Regions from separate parts of the Homo sapiens genome. Here region 2 is linked to region 1. A link is a loop called in an ENCODE intact Hi-C map of the cell type or tissue named here. Cell type or tissue: PC-3. All regions are shown on one strand. Each heading gives the region's core, and the rest is flanking DNA. Links, peaks and the distances in the headings are about the cores only.

What was found. Hi-C counts contacts between places; a loop is a spot of excess contacts. Peaks named below come from ENCODE experiments on the same cell type or tissue, not always from the same donor. Only the 100,000 strongest peaks of a DNase experiment are listed, where the experiment ranks them.
Region 2: a loop joins it to region 1, with 13 times the contacts of the local background. A loop is called at or near these places in 9 of 110 quality-filtered maps.

What each region holds. Positions count from the first base shown.
Region 1 is chr21:15,551,652-15,554,573 of GRCh38, forward strand. All of the region lies in intron 2 of LOC105369302 (a long non-coding RNA gene), which reads right to left. Among named protein-coding and RNA genes, the nearest start is that of USP25, 180 kb to the right of the region's middle. In PC-3, for the core only: a CTCF peak has its summit at 1,649 (motif pointing left); no DNase peak of the experiment used is centred there.
Region 2 is chr21:15,058,016-15,060,937 of GRCh38, forward strand. All of the region lies in intron 1 of NRIP1 (nuclear receptor interacting protein 1), which reads right to left. Among named protein-coding and RNA genes, the nearest start is that of NRIP1, 5.5 kb to the right of the region's middle. RefSeq lists an enhancer at 878-927. In PC-3, for the core only: no CTCF peak of the experiment used is centred there; a DNase peak (open chromatin) is centred at 1,166; H3K4me3 peaks cover 2,500 bases; H3K27ac peaks cover 2,500 bases.

The DNA of each region.
Region 1 (2,922 bases), core at 172-2,671:
TGGTAGTTTATTATTAAATATTAACTTTTACATATTATGATTTCCAGCTGAATTATATTTTGTGTTCCCTGTTATTAAATATTTTTATAATGTTTTCCTGCTTTGAAAGTCTTTTTTCACCCCATCTTTATACCTCTAAATTCTACCTATATTCAAGGTCTTTTGCAAATCCTATTTTTTTCATAAATTCTTCCCTGATCTTTCCAACTGAATTATTGGGGAACCCCCACTCTATTTACATAGATCTTTTATTGCTATAGTCTTCTCACAGTTTATCAGTCAGGTGCAGTCAGAAAAAAACAGAAACCACACTAGGGACTCCAACAAGGAGGATTTAATATAGGGGCTGGTTATACAGATGTTTGAGGGATGAAAGAGCAACAGAAAACACTAAAGGTTAGCATGAAATAACAAGCAGCTATTTCTCATACAGCTGGAAGAATAAAAAAAGAAGAGGTTAGACTATTAAAGCTTAGGATCTCACAAAAGAGGACTTACATAACTGTGACTTGGATTTTTTTTTTTTTCAAAAAACAGGGTCTTGCTCTGTCACCCAGGGTGGGTGGCATTGGCATGAACATAGTTCATTGCAGCCTTGAAATCCTGGGCTCAAAAGACCCTCCTGTCTCAGCCTCCTGAGTAGCTAGGACTACAGGCAGGCATCAGCACACCTGGCTAATTATTATTATCATTATTTTATTTTGTAGACAGTGTCTCACTATATTGTCAGGTTGATCTCCAACTCCCAGCCTCATGCTATCTTCCTGCTTCTGCCTCACTGGGATTTCAGGCATAAGCCAACACAACTGGCAGGACTCAAACTTCTAAAGAGTAGGCAATGCTTGACGGTGGTTAGTTCTTATGAAGGAGAGCAACAAACTGGTTTGGGAATTTGAAGGCAGTTGGACATTGAAACCAACTGGCACTCTTAAGATAACTGTTTCTGCAGGGATGAAATGTTATTGCTGGAGAAAGCTGTCACCATGCAGGTGAGAGCAAGAATAACAAACAGGAAACAGGAGGTCCTTCCTCCTTTCTTCCTGTGTTCCAGTCACTCTAGTGTTTCTTGGTAGAACCCAACAGGAGGCCAGCTGGCAAATAAATCAGGGAAATGTTTGCTGTGTCTTTAGCCACAGAATGGTAAGGCATTCTGGAAGACAAGTGAGGAAAGTTTTCTGAGGTGGCAATTCCTTCTGTAGCTTTAAATTTTTATCATATAGAAGTCAAAGGCCAGGTGCGGTGGCTCACGCCTGTAATCCCAGCACTTTGGGAGGCCAAGGCGAGCAGATCACTTGAGGTCTGGAGTTCAAGACCAGCCTGGCCTATATGGTGAAACCCCTTCTCTACTAAAAATACAAAAATTAGCCAATGTGGTGGTGGGCATCTGTAATCCCAGCTACCACTGAAGGCCACTAGAGTCATCCAAAGCATGTTGGTGCAACAGGATCCATATTTGCCAGAGGGATCTCTCTCAAGACCTTGGCAAGGCCAGACTCCACAGTGGGAGATTCCCCTCCACAGACACTGAAATGTCTTTGAAAATTGCAACAGTTCATTTTCTCTCTTGCTCGATGATTTCTTGTGTCATTCCAACTTTATAGCTTATGCAATTTACTTTTTTCTCTCTCTCTTTTCAAAGAAGAGAGATCCCTCTAGTGGTTTGAGTGAGTCTCTGTTTTTCAGTAACCAGAGAGAACATGGAGAGAGAGCTCTTTTAATTTCCAAAGAGCTATGAGAGTTGATGAGCTGGGAGGAGAAAGAGATGAGCTGCAATAATAGGAGACACAAAGAAGCATGACTTGATGACGCTCATACAGTACCTTTCTTTGCTGTGCTGGCAGCAATCAAGGAATTTTATGAACCTTTAGAGACTTGTAAGATCCTTGCTACTGGTTTATCAGGATCTTTCTGATTATCATTTATGATTTATTCCCATTTTCTCATTCCTGTTATTTCAGTTCATTTTTCCGCTATCTGCATTGCTTTTGGAGGACGCAAATTCCCCTCACATAATTGCCAAGTCCATGTACAGTTTCCATGCATGATTCTATATGGAAGTAGTTGATGAAAAAGAGTTGGTTAGCATGCTAATCAGTGTATTAGAAGGAAAGACTCAAGAAAATCCATTTGCATTTCTGGTTTTGTGAATTTTACTTCATTACAATGAGAGAGGAGGGTGACGGGATGGGCCACTTTCTCTCTCTTCAATTCTAATGAAGCAGCTGGAAAGATTTAAAAAATCATTCTGCATAGTCAAAGTCAATTAAAAGAAGAACACTAGCAACCTGCAATTATTTATATTTTTTTAAAAAGATGCTTGATATTTAATTGGCTAAATAAAGTCTGCCTATATATCAGTAACATTTTAACTAAGAATCCCACTGCAGACATTTAGCCAAAGTAGCTAACATGTTTGATATTCCAGCTTTGAAGGGTTGGTTGGTTAAGCCTAAGGATATACTTTCTGTCCCCTCCAACAATGACCAAGTGGAAGATCTTAAGAATGGGTCTAGTTTCTTCCTGGTTTAGTCTTGGGAGGGTGTATGTGTCAAGGAACAGGCTCTGAAATTGTGGCAATAATCAATAGCTTACCAACCAAAAAGAGTCCAGGACCAGATGGATTCACAGCCGAATTCTACCAGAGGTACAAGGAGGAACTGGTACCATTCCTTCTGAAACTATTCCAATCAATAGAAAAAGAGGGAATCCTCCCTAACTCATTTTATGAGGCCAGCATCATCCTGATACCAAAGCCGGGCAGAGACACAACCAAAAAAGAGAATTTTAGACCAATATCCTTGATGAACATTGATGCAAAAATCCTCAATAAAATACTGGCAAACCGAATCCAGCAGCATATCAAAAAGCTTATCCACCATGATCAAGTGGGCTTCATCCCTGGGATGCAAGGCTGGTTCAATA
Region 2 (2,922 bases), core at 217-2,716, 490 kb before region 1:
AAAACCACAGGCTTGAAATCTTTACTGTTTACTGTCAACAACGGCATATACTGCTGTACAGTCAGAATTTTAGAATTTAGAAATCAAATATAACCCCCTTATTCAACAGATGCTGCCGGGGGAGATAAAAGGGCTTTCCTTTTATCTGTATCATCTTGATTTAGTAGCAGAACCTAAACTCGAAAAATAAACGTGGAATAACAGGAATACTATTTTTTAACATGTTTTTCAAAAATCAAACCTGAGCCTACATAACCCATTGTGCAAACAGTCCCTTTAGGAGAAAAACTGCAACTGTGATTAATTTCTCTCAAGAATATTTATTTCCCATTTGGAGAGTTTCACATGTTTCCAAACATATTTTCTTGATGTCCTCCATGTCATTGTGTATTCTCTCCTTCCCTTAATTTGTTTCTTTTCCAGTGTATAAATCTATTGCTCTATTATAGATTATTATAATATAAACTCATAAATTCAGGAATTTAAAAAAAATCTTTAAAAGCATGCTTCTCAGAAATCATTACACTCTGTTAAACACTTGCTATCTCTCAACTTCTAGATAGATTCCTCAAGAGAGAAGTCCTTTTTTCATTCTGAACTTCTAATTCTCAAATTTTGATTGTGTCCTGTTAGTTACCAAACACACCATTATACTACTACTCTCATTTCAATATTGTACATAAACGATTCCCCATCTTACTAATGAAATGCTTTTTTAAAGCAGTAACATATTTAACATGTGCACATGTTATGAAGAGTATAGGCAAACTCAACTATTAAAAACATGTAACTATAAGGAAAGCCATCTTAGACACTATATGTGACTACAGCTAAGCTTTTCTCTTAAGTATCTAAAGCAAATCACCAGACTTTTACATAGTACCCTCACATAGCTAGATAAGAAAGTAAAAGTAAAATAATGAAAGCAGACTCTAAACAGCAGAAGCTCCAAACTCCTTAGTTTCTCTGTTGTGCTCAATCCTTTAGCAAATTACAGGCCTGAAAACAAGGAGTAGCTCTATCACTTAACAAGTGACTAAGGAATGACTTTGTTAATTAGAAGTCCAAGGGTGAGAGGCTCCTTTCCACCAAAGCTCTGAATAAACATCAACATCAGGTCAACCAGAGTTGTCTTGGTCCCAGGAGTAGCTTAAGCGGATGACTCAAATTCCCAGCAGAATTCTAGTTTAATATTTATTGGAACTCCGAGCTTAGTCACACAGTGACTTGGAATTTAAGACACATGGGGTCTCTTCTTTCCATCCTTAAAGATATTTTTGCTAAGTGACACAAAGTTAAAGAGGCAAGATGGGTTTTAATTTAGAGTTTTTATTCCCTGAGGTGTAAGAAATTAAAATTTTATTTTCTGGGGAGAGTGAACCATACTAGCTCTGAATTTCAAACACAACTATTAACCCTGTCAGATAATTCTATTATCAAGTTTTACAAAACTGTTTACTATTATTATTTTTTTTTGCTACCCCAGCCCTATGTATTGAAAGTGGAAAGAAGGAAGGGAGGGAAGGAGGGAAGGAGAGAGGGAGAATGGATGAATGGATGTATGTCACAATCACCTTTCTAGCCAAAACTGCAACATATGCTGGAGTTCTTGAAATTATTTCAACCAAAAAAAGAATCACAGGACTCATAATTTGTTTAGCAGGTAATTATTTGCCCCATTATCTTCAAGAACAATCTATCTTAAAACTGTGTATAGCTTTTTAAGAAATCTTAATACTAAGAGGATCCTTTTTTTCATAACCCCAAAGAGTGTTTTCTTCCTCTATTTTTGAATTGCCAGCCTTCTCAATTCTTTAAATCTGATTCACATTATACTACTTTTAGAGTTCTAGGCTAAATGTTTATCCATAGCATGATTCAAGGTATTAATTTCAACAAAATACTAATATAATGATAAAATGTATCACATTTATTTTCAACTCTTTCCTATTCTTCTGATTTAAGAACTTAAAGAAAAATATTTTATGTTTCGGGTGCATTTTGATAAGCTAAAATACCACAACTTTTGTAATTCTTCATTTGTAATATTTGCAAGATAGTGTAGGGATCAATTTGAATTTCAAGGTTCATGATATAGAGTATGTACCATAACAGTGAGAAAAGTTAGTATAAATTCCTACTCATCTCAGTTTCTATATTTATTGCAACAAATTAAAACTGCATTTCATAACTCGTAGTAAAACAAAAGGAAAGTTCTGTTTTAAATAAACTCCAACCTTCAGAATCCTATACATTCAGTATCCATCAACCTGAACACTAAATTTCAAGAAAAAACAACAGATGGGCATCCATATAATAGTTTGCAAAGAAACCCTGATAAGACTTCAGGAGTTTCTGTGGTCTCTATTTTCCCCCTACCATGAATCATAGGTAATGTGCTTAAATAAAGCATTATTTCTGCAGTTATTTACATGTTTATCTTTATCAGAGATCCTATAAAAGAATTATCCAGTTCACCACCCAAACTTTAGCACTCAGAACACGGTTTTCCCTGTTGATGAAGACCCTTGTAAAATTCCAGATCTTAAAAGATTAAAGAAAATGTGATCTAATATTAATTCATTTTCCTCCAAAGTATAACTCCTGATTCCATGCTGGTACCCAATTTTGATCCTCTACTTTAAAGATATCTCAGAGACATTCAAAACAAAGTGTGAACATGCACAAAAGGGGAACTTGTCGTTTCTCTCCCTCAAACAACCACTATTTATATAATATTGCTGGCCTCCTAAAAGAGAATAGAATCCATTACCATCAGCAATTCATGTCTCTGCTTCAGCATCAGATGCAAACAGGATACAGAAACTAGATCTCTCTCCTCCATTTACTTTTTGTTCATTCCAACCTCTCGACATAATCTTCAGTTCCATTCCAATGGCCTGTTTCACCATCTGACACTCC